2 separate regions of the Homo sapiens genome follow, and region 2 is linked to region 1. Evidence: read pairs that join two places in POLR2A ChIA-PET (ENCODE). Cell type or tissue: MCF 10A. All regions are shown on one strand. Links, peaks and the distances in the headings refer to the core of each region. The heading gives the core; the rest is flanking DNA. Region 1 overlaps CLSTN1 (calsyntenin 1). Region 2 overlaps CTNNBIP1 (catenin beta interacting protein 1).

What was found. ChIA-PET counts read pairs that join two places held together with the same protein. Peaks named below come from ENCODE experiments on the same cell type or tissue, not always from the same donor. Only the 100,000 strongest peaks of a DNase experiment are listed, where the experiment ranks them.
Region 2: POLR2A ChIA-PET joins it to region 1 with 6 read pairs; 3 of 35 experiments call an interaction of 5 or more read pairs at or near these places.

What each region holds. Positions count from the first base shown.
Region 1 is chr1:9,764,638-9,770,009 of GRCh38, forward strand. All of the region lies in intron 2 of CLSTN1 (calsyntenin 1), which reads right to left. Among named protein-coding and RNA genes, the nearest start is that of CLSTN1, 57 kb to the right of the region's middle. RefSeq lists a silencer at 3,380-3,580. In MCF 10A, for the core only: no CTCF peak of the experiment used is centred there; DNase peaks (open chromatin) are centred at 1,374 and 2,274.
Region 2 is chr1:9,887,715-9,893,086 of GRCh38, forward strand. The region is part of intron 1 of CTNNBIP1 (catenin beta interacting protein 1); the gene reads right to left. Among named protein-coding and RNA genes, the nearest start is that of CTNNBIP1, 20 kb to the right of the region's middle. In MCF 10A, for the core only: no CTCF peak of the experiment used is centred there; DNase peaks (open chromatin) are centred at 2,827 and 3,587.

The sequences.
Region 1 (5,372 bases), core at 270-5,269:
AAAAAAAAAAAAAAAAAAAAAAAAAAAGTTTCCACATGAGGTTTGGAGGGGACAAACATCCAAACTGCAGCACTTGCCTCCTTAGCCCACACCATCGTTGCCTCTGTCACTTGGGGCTGAACTACAAGTTTCCTAGTATCCTTTGCCAATCTTGGTTTGGCCCTCTTACCCACATTATCAGTGGCTTTGAAAACAGGAACCAACTTTTACACTTTTTTTTATCATCTCTGGAAAACCTAGCATAGCTACCTAGTATTTAATCATTACTGATCCCAAACTCTTCCTGGGTGGTGTCTACATCCAAAATGGGTCCATTCAAGTCAATCACGGTTAATAAGAAGCACCTGTCCTAACATTCAGCTACTTACTTAAAATTGTTACTCAATGCATTATTGCCTTCGATTAAGCTGAAGCATGTGAAATGTCATTTTTTTTTCAAATACCTTAATATTTCAACATTTAAAAAAATTGGGCCAGGCGCAGTGGCTCAGGCCTGTAATCCCAGCACTTTGGGAGGCAGGCAGATCAACTGAGGTCAGGAGTTCAAGACCAGCCTGACCAACATGGAGAAACCCCATCTCTACTAAAAATACAAAATTAGCCGGGCGTGGTGGCGGGCGCCTGCAATCCCAGCTACTCGGGAGACTGATACAGGAGAATCGCTTGAACCCAGGAGGCGGAGGTTGCGGTGAGCTGAGATCGCGTCATTGCACTATAGCCTGGGCGACAAGAGCGAGACTCCATCTCAGAAAAAAGAAAAAATTGGCCTGGTGCGGTGGCTCAATCCTGTAATCCTAGCACTTTAGGAGGCTGAGGCAGGGGGATCTTGAGGTCAAGAGTTTGAGACCAGCCTGGCCAATATGGTGAAACCCTGTCTCTACTAAAAATACAAAAATTAGCCGAAATCACTTGAACCCGGGAAACGGAGACTCCATCTCAAAAAAAGAAAAAAAAAAATGGAGGCCAGGCGCCGTTGCTCCACCTGTAATCCCAGCACTCTGGGAGACTGAGGCAGGTGGATCACCTGAGGTCAGCAGTTTGCGGCCAGCCTGGCCAACAAAGCGGAACCCTCCCTCTACTAAAAATACAAAAATTAGCCGGGCGTGGTGGCGGCGGGCGCCTGTAATCCCAGCTACTCAGGAGGCTGAGGCAGGAGAATCGCTTGAACCCGGGAGGTTGCAGTGAGCCAAGATCGCGCCACTGCACTCCAGCCTGGGCGACACAGCGAGACTCTGTCTCAAAAAAAAAAGGCAATTTCATGCAGGTCAACCAATTCACTGCTGCAAGCACAAGGTCAGCTCAGTTACATGTGCTAAAAAAGCAAAACTGGGCAGTGAAATGCAGCAGTTAACCCCACTGGCCACCCTCAGGGCATGTGAATCACATTCATAACAAAGAATACAGACAAGAGTATCACAGGGCTCCTCGGTGGGCTCTAACTGACTATCAATGAAAACTAAGTTCCCATTCTTGCCCTGAAACTTCTTTTGGATTCTATTTGTATCATTATGGTTCAACCAATCTTGTAAAACATCCATACTTAATCTGGAAAAGCAGGAAAGAGATTGCTAGAACACCACCACCTCCTAGAAGGAGGAGCTCTGAAGAGGAAACAAGAAGAGGAGGCACGGCTTCTGACAAGAACAGAATGCATCATCTTCAAGGCCCCAACCCTGTGGCCCACACATGAGGCTCAAGCTGGTAACTCTCCACGAAATATATAAAATGTAAACAAAATAGGCCGGGCGCGGTGGCTCACGCCTGTAATCCCAGCACTTTAGGAGGCCAAGGCGGAGGATCACTTGAGGCCAGGAGTTCGAGACCAGCCTGGCCAACATGGTGAAACCCCGTCTCTATTATAAATACAAAACATTAGCTGGCTCGTGGTGGTGCACGCCTGTGATCCCAGCTACTCGAGAGGCTGAGGCATGAGAATTGCTTGAACCCGGAAGGCAGAGGTTGCAGTGAGCCGAGATCGCGCCACTGCACTCCAGCCTGGGTGACAGAGCGAGACCCTGTCTCAAAAATAAATAGATAAATAATAAAATACAAAAATTGTTTTCTGACCCATGACTACTCAGGCTTTCAGCAGATTAAAGAGAAGGCGCAGAACAAGAAACTGAATCATTTAAATTTCCTAAAACACTTGACAAATACCAAGACTCTGTATCAGAATTTCACCCCAAGGAAACAATCCGGGCGAGACTGGATCTTCATTGTGAATGTCTGATTAGTGATGACTTACAAGGAGCTTCAATGACTAAGCTCCCAGCATTGCATGTGCATTCATTTCAGAGCTCTAACAAGTGAACTCCTGTGGCTACCCACACACACATGCCTTGTAGTGGGATCACACTATGAACTGGAATGTTCACACAGTGAGCTGGGCCCAGAGGCGGCTCTGTCACTTATGAGCTGTGTGATCCTGGGTAAACTCATCTCCTCCCTCTACAAATATCTATGGAGTGACTGTGTTCCAGGCACTGACGGAGGTTTTGGGGATAAAATGGAAAACAAAGTAGCTTCTCCTGCTGTCACGCAGCTGGCAGACACGCTGAGCCTGGTTCCTCACCTGGAGAACAGGGACAGTGGGCATGTCTACTGCGTAAGATTGGAGAAGAGAGGCTGGGCGCAGTGGCTCACGCCTGTAATCCCAGCATTTTGGGAGGCCGAGGCGGGCAGACTGCCTGAGCTCAGGAGTTCGTAACCAGCCTGGGGAACACGGTAAAACCCCGTCTCTAATAAAAATTACAAAAAATTAGCCAGGCATGGTGGCATGCACTTGTAGTCCCAGCTACTCGGGAGGCTGAGGCAGGAGAATTGCTTGAACCCAGGAGGCGGAGGTTGCAGTGAGCCGAGATAGCACCACTGCACTCCAGCCTGGGCAACAGAGCAAGACTCCATCTCAAAAAAAAAAAAAAAACCTGCTGAAAAGAATCGGAGAAAGTAACCCACACCGGGCCCTCAGAGCAACCTCTGCCACACTGCAGGCACTCAATAAACGTTAGATGCCACCACCATCACCACCCTCCTCCTCAACATGGTGCGAAATTAAACTCAATGTCATCACCCAAATCAATCTAAGATGAAAATAAGGCTCCAGGTCTAGCCTCTGTCTTATCCAAAAAATACTTAAGAAAGTCTGTAAGAAAATGCAACACTATAACGACTTTTGTAGAAAGATGAAAAAATATTTCTCACAAAATGTTAAGTGAAAAAATATTTTTAAAAGATTCTATTAGTAGTAATAACAGCAGCGGCAAATACTGTAGGTGGTAATTACTGTACCACCCACTGTTTAAAGCTCTTCACACGTATGAATAAAGAAGCTAACATTCCCCCAAACCAATGAGGTCTGTGACATTAATGAGGTCTGTGACATCTTATCCTTTTACAAATGATGAAATGGAGGCACAGAAAGGGTAAGTAATTTGCCTAAGGCCACACAGCCAATAAGTAGCAGAGCTACGATTCACTCACTGGTCCCTCGGCTCTAGGGTCTCTGTTCCTGACCTCCCTTGCTCAGTCTCATAGGGTCCTGTTCTGTGCTGGGTGGCACCATGGGGGCGGGGTTGTCCTGGACGGCACCATGGGGGCGGGGTTCTGTGTTCGGTAGCACCATAGGGATGGGGTTCTATGTTGGGCAAGATCATGGGGGCGGGGTTCTGTGCTGGGCGGCACCATGGGGGCGGAGTTCTATGTTGGGCGGCACCATGGGGGCGGGATTCTGTGTTGGGCGGCACCATGGGGGCGGGATTCTGTGTTGGGCGGCACCGGGGGGCGGGGTTCTGTGCTGGGCGGCACCAGGGGGGCGGGGTTCTGTGTTGAGCGGCACAATGGGGGTGGGGTTCTGTGCTGGGTGGCACCATGGGGTTGGCGATCTGTGTTGGGTGGCACCATGGGGGCGGGGTTCTGTGCTGGGTGGCACCATGGGGGCGGGGTTCTGTGCTGGGTGGCACCATGGGGGCGGGGTTCTGTGTTGGGTGACACCATGGGGGCAGGGTTCTGTGTTGGGTGGTATCATGGGGGCGGGGTTCTGTTAGGTGGCACCATGGGGGTGGGGTTCTGTGCTGGGTGGCACCATGGGGGTGGGGTTGTGTTGGGTGGCATCATGGGGGCGGGGTTCTGTGTTGGGTGACACCATGGGGGCGGGGTTCTGTGTTAGGTGGCACTATGGGGGCGGGGTTCTGTGTTGGGTGGCACCACGGGGGTGGGGTTCTGTGTTGGGTGGCACCAAAGCAACAGAAGAGGGAGGGAGGGAGGAAGCAACACAGGGAGAAAGTAAAGGAGAAAGGGAAAGAGGGAGGGAGGGAGGGAGGAAAAGGGGGAAGGAGGGAAGAAGGGATGGAAGGAGTGAGGGAGGGGGGAACAGAAGGAGGGAATGAGGGAGAGAGGGAGAAAGGGGAAAAGGGAGGGAGGGAGAGGGAGGGAGAGAGGAAGGAAAGGACAGAGGGAGGAAGCGAAGGAGGGAAGGAGAGAGAGAGGAAGGAAATGAGAGGGAGAGAGGGAGGGAGGAAGGGAGGGAAGGAAGGAGGGAGGGAGGTAAGGAGGGATACGGCTGCAGGTCAGGTGCTCCCTCCCCCCCATGCAGCTGCCCACTCCTCCAGCAGAGGACCCCACGCTTCAGTCAAGGGGATCAGTTGCACTCCTGTGTGTATACTAAAGGACTGAAAACCTATGTCCACACAAAGACCTGTACAGGAATGTTCACAGCAGCATGACCCATAATAGCCAAAAAGTAGAAGCAACTCAAATGTCCATCAGTGGATGAACAGAGAAACAAAATGTGATCTACTCATAGAATGAAATAATATCCAGCAACAAAAAAAGGAATGAGGGGCTGCTAGGCACCTAACACAGGTAAACTGTGAAATCACCATGCTGGGAGACGCCCATCACAAAAAGCCGTACAGTGCATTTACATGATTATCCAGAATAGAGAAATCTGTAGTGGTAGCCAGGGCTTGGGAGTGAAGGAGACTGAGGGATGAGTGCCACTTGGTGCAAGGGTTCCTTTTTGGGGTGATGAAAATGTTCTGGAGTTAGACAGTGGTTGGCAGGTGCATGGTTTTTGGAACATTCTAAAACTCAATGAGCTGTACACTTTAAAAGGGTGATTTTTTGGCAGGGCGCGGTGGCTCACGCCTATAATCCCAGCATTTTGGGAAGCCGAGGCAGGCAGATCACGAGGTCAGGAGATTGAGACCACGGTGAAACCCCATCTCTACTAAAAATACAAAAAATTAGCCGGGCGCGGTGGCGGACTCCTGTAGTCCCAGCTAATCGGGAGGCTGAGGCAGGAGAATGGCGTGAACCCGGGAGGCAGAGCTTGCAGTGAGCCGAGATCGCGCCACTGCACCCCAGCCTGGGCG
Region 2 (5,372 bases), core at 373-5,372, 120 kb after region 1:
GAAAAAGAAAAATCCACCTTACAGGAAAAAGAAAAACGGCTAGAGTCCAACCCACTGCCAATCAGAGATTAATTCGAAAATAAGGCTTACAATTATTATATACCAATAGAAATTAATTAATTATTTTTGAGATGGAGTCTCACACCGTCACCCAGGCTGGAGTGCAGTGGTGCGATCTCAGCTCACTGCAACCTCCGCCTCCCGGGTTCAAGTGATTATCCTGCCTCAGCCTCCTAATAGCTGGGATTACAGGCACCCACCACCACACCCAGCTAATTTTTGTATTCTTAGTAAAGACGGGGTTTCACCATGTTGGCTAGGCTGGTCTTGAAATCCTAACCTCAAGTGATCCACCTGCCTCAGCCTCCCAAAGTGCTGGAATTACAGGCATGAGCCACCACACCCCGCTAATTAATTTTTAAAAAGAAAATATGGTCTGGGCACAGTGGCTCATGCCTGTAATCCCAACGCTTTGGGAGGCTGAGGTGGGAGTATCACTTGAGGCCAGGAGTTTGAGCCTGGGCAACAAGGTGAAACCCCATCTCTACAAAAAATAAAAAAAAAAATTTAAAAGCTGGGCATGGTGGCCGGGCGCGGTGGCTCATGCCTGTAATCCCAGCACTTTGGGAGGCTGAGGTGCGCGGATCACCTGAGGTCAGGAGTTCAAGACCAGCCTGGCAAACATGGTGAAACCCCGTCTCTACTAAAAAATACCAAAAATTAGCTGGGTGTGAGGCTGAGGCAGGAGAATCGCTTGAGCCCAGGAGGCAGAGACTGCAGTGAGCCGAGATCGCGCCACTGCACTCCAGCCTGGGTGACAGAGCAAGACTGCCTCAAAAAAAAAAAAAATTAAGAAATGGTAATGTAAGGCGATGGGGAGAGGCCCTGCATCTGTCTACACACAGTGCCATCTGCATCGCATCCCAGACCACCCCATGTTAGCCACAGCTAGCCCTCCTCCAGTGGGGGCAGCCATGAAGCCCAAATGCAGGAGGACCCTTTCCTCTCTGGCTACAGGTCTGCTGCCGTGGGAGTGATTCTGGAATTCTCAACAGTTTGCCCTATGCACACTCCGAGATCAGAGTAGCCCGCCTGTCCCCTTCACAGCAGTGCCGTGCACGCTGTTCCAGGTCCAGAGCTCTCTGATGAAGGCCCTTTCGGAAGGTTCTGGGAGCATTTAAATCAAATCCACCTGACCTCATTCAATACAGCCCCGCAATGGCCAGAATGCAATGCTGCACCCAGCTGAGCCGCCTACCTACTGCAGGAAAGGTACTGACACGGCAACCAGGCTGGGAGGGAGGCGCCTGGAACCACTGGGGCATCCTCCTTTCTATGAAGGGGCTCCTGTTCAGAGCAAGCTCTGCAGGCCACCAGCAGGCATGCCACACACACCAAAGTGCTCCAGCACAGGCACAAACCTGCCTGGAGACAGCTTCCCCAGGACCTGCACGCTGGACAGGAAGCAAAAAGAAAGGGCTCCTTCTGTCCCTCCCACGCACTGAGGCAGGCGGTCAGATCCAAGCTTACCCTCATATTCCCTCTACAGCCGTGGCTCTCAATGGGGGCGATTCTGCCCCACGGCAGAAATGTGGCAATATCTAGAGACATTTTTGATTGTCACGACTAGTAGGGTCCTGCTGGGTAGAGGCCAGGATCAGTGCCCACCACCAATAATTATCCAGCCCCACGTCTGGAGAGCTGAGTGAGAAGCCCTACTAGGGGGCCATCTCGGAGCTGCCGATTGCACCAGGCTCCCTCCACATCTCTGGGCCTCTGCATCTGCTATGCTTTCCACCTAGAACTTCCTTCCCTCCCTGATTCCTGAGACCAAGCCTCACAGATGTTCTCTGCTCTACAACACCTTCTCTGGGCTGCCTCGAGGCCTGTGTCTGCACATCCGCCTGCATTTCCTCTTCTCGCATCACCGCCCCAACACTGTACCTGGATATCTGAGAAATGTTCACCACCAGACTGGAAGCTCTTTGAGGACAGACCGGGGGTGGTTTTAAGGCCTTTATAGGCCCCAGGGAACCTTATTCTCAGAGACATACTAAAACAAACCCACATCTCTTATTAAATGTAATCCTCACGTAACTCACAAGAGTAGAGGGAGTGATATATTTTTTTCCCACATGGCCAATATTTTTGTGGACCCTAGAAAAACTTGTAAGGCTCTGTGCTGAAGAATCTGGACAGGTGAGACACCACTGCTAGCCACAACTGGGGCTCCTCGAGTGGTGAAGTGAATGGGAACCATGAAGGAAGTGCCCCCCAGCCTTTGCATGGCCTCACTTCAGATAATCCTAACACACCAAGGAGCTGGAGGAACCTGCATGTTCCTATAACTGGATTGGCATGAGGCATCTGTTTACATCTTCTGGTTTAAAATATTTATCCTTGTGATTCTGGCCCAGATCTCGTTGTCTCTCCAGTCCTGAATTGAGTGAAACCCACCTTTTTACAGAGGCAAGAGTACCTGGCAGGCCTGCTCTGACAGCCTCTTGAAATTCAGCTGAAAACAATGCAAACAGGAAGGCATGTGGAGCCTGAGGAAGTTTCCTTGGCTGCCCCAGAACACTGAAGATCCTGGGCTATGTCTTCAGGCTCTACTGTTCTAACCAAGGGGACGTGCTGGTGGAGGTTTTCTCTCTGCACAGTGGGGGGACAAGGACAGAAGAAAAGAAAGGCATCTTTCGGCTTAATTTTAAAAGAGGTTCTTTTTTCTTCCCAGAGAACAGCTGGAGCCCTGGAACCTGGCCAAGTCAGAGCCTGAGACCTGAAGTCAGGAACCAGCACGCCTACAAAATCCAGCCACGGATCTTCCTTTAATTCAGTCTGACTCATTACCTTCAGCCTCTGGCAGGTTCCAGAGGGGTTACTAATGCAGAATCCAGAGCCTTCTTCTATTTATAAGCCAATGGAAGGGCTGGAATCCTAGCTCTTGCATGGGTACAAGCGCCCCCTCACTCCTGGGTATGAGGCCTCCCAGGCCTGACCGACCTTCCCCATGGGCTGTGCACCTGGCAGGAAGCTTCCTGAGCAAAGGCATCAAAAGATCCTCTGTGTCAACTGGAGGTAGAGGAACGCTTTTTCTCTCCTGGGACACCAGAGAGATCCCCAGCAAGCTGACTAAGTCCCCAAAAGGCAAATTAATTTGCATTTCTGTCAGGAAGGGACCACTTCCAGACCTAGTAATTCCAGGGATGGAGCCTGGCCCAGAGGTTCTGGAGAGCATGGGTCACCTCCAGAGAGTGCGGGTCACCTCCAGAGAGTGCGATCAGACTGGAAATTTTGACCTATGGAAGCTCCATCAATCCCGCTGTCAAAAGCTATGCCAGCTCTTTGCAGGGTCACAGCTTAAAATTTTAATTACATTAGGAAATTTAAAAGTACTTCAAGAAGAAAGGGGGAAAACTGACACAGTGCTATTTTTGGCGGGGGTGGGGGGCACTCACGTTTCTCCACAAGGTACATAAGGTCCCTTCACTCTGAACCACACTGACATGTTCACGCCACCCCATTCCCACAAGGACAAGCCTCATCCTCAGAGGCAGGCCTGGGCATGGCCCGGCCCTCCCATTGCCTGAGGGTCACCCAGATCTTCTCAACAGGCACCTCTCTCTCCAGCTCTTCTCCCCTTGCCCCATTCCCTCCATAGCTTTCCCTCATTAAAGCCTCTATAATTGGTTCAAACAAACAAGCTTCCTGAACTGAGTTTGCTGCATCCCCTCAGAATCCCAGGGCTGGGAAAGCCTCCAGCTTCCTGTGGTGAGGATTAGGTCATTAAATCAATTGGATCGGCTGCAGGACTGTGCCCCCGGAAGCAGCCCCCTCCTCACCACCCGGCTCTGGGGATGGTCATCCTCAGGACCTGGCTGAGAGACCCCAGGTGCAGCCTCCTGGGGAAACGCTTCCCAATCAAACTCTTCGGAAAATAAGTTTTGTTGGGCACAGTGGCAAATGCCTGTAATCCCAGCACTTTGGGAGACTGAGGTAGGAGAATTGCTTGAGGCCTGGACTTCAAAACCAGCCTGGGCAATAAAGTAAGACCCCATCTCTTTAAATTTTTTTTTTTTTTTTTTTTTTTTTTTTTGGAGATGGGGTCTCGCTCTTTCCCTCTGTCGCCCAGGCTGGAGTGCAGTGGCGCAATCTCGTTTCACTGCAACCTCTGCCTTCCAGTCTCAGGTGATTCTCCTGCCTCGGCCTCCCGAGTAGTTGGGACTACAGGTGCGTGCCACCATGTCCAGCTAATTTTATTTTGTATTTTTAGTAGGGACAGGGTTTTGCCATGTTGGCCAGGCTGGTCTCAAAATCCTGACCTCATGTGATCTGCCTACCTCAGCCTCCCAAAGTGCTGGCATTATAGACATGAGCCACCGAGCCTGGCTTCTACAAAAAATCTTTAAAAGATTAGCTGGGTGCAGCCTGGGCGCGGTGGCTCACGCCTCTAATCCCAGCACTTTGGGAAGCTGAGGCGGGCGGATCATGAGGTCAGGAGATCAAGACCATCCTGGCTAACACGGTGAAACCCCGTCTCTACTAAAAATACAAAAAATTAGCCAGGCGTGGTGGTGGGTGCCTGTGGTCCCAGCTACTCGGGAGGCTGAGGCAGGAGAATGGCGTGAACCCGGGAGGCAGAGCTTGGAGTGAGCCGAGATCGCGCCACTGCATTCCAGCCTGGGGGACAGAGCGAGACTCCGTCTAAAAAAAAAAAAAAAAAAAGATTAGCTGGGTGTGCAGTGGCTTGCACCTGTAGGCCCAGTTACTTGGGAGGCTGAGGTGGGAGGATCCCAAGAGCCCAGGAGTCTGAGGTTGCAGTGAGCTATGATCACACCACTGCACCCCAGCCTGGGCAACAGAGCGAGACTGTCTCAAAAAAAAAAAAAGAAAAGAAGTTTTAAGGCCACTGCCTCTTTCCAACAGGCTGTCAGCATAAAGGTATGTGTTAATTTGCATAAAGATATAGGTGTATCTGTTTACTTCGCAAATACACCCATCTGTGCTACAGAGGCCAGGGTTCCTGGCTCCACGCATCACGTGAGCCACACTGCTTGCTTGTTTGGGTGATTGCTTCTGCTCTACTAAGCAGGAGGCGACCTTCCTGATCCTTTCCCCTCCAGCTACCTCGGAACAAAACATAATCCAAGGAAGGAGGAAACCTCCCCCTAAGAGGCTGTTGAGGACTCAGTTTCCTTCCTCTCCAAATGTTTAACAAGCCAATAATCAAAATCAACAATGCTTTAAACAAAGACCCCTTCAGAATCTCCCATGTGTTTATCCCATTAACTTACTGTGGGAAACGGTATCGGGACAAAAACTCCTGATGGGTCACAAGGCCTTGTCCAGTCTGAAGGCAAGGACAGTGGCAG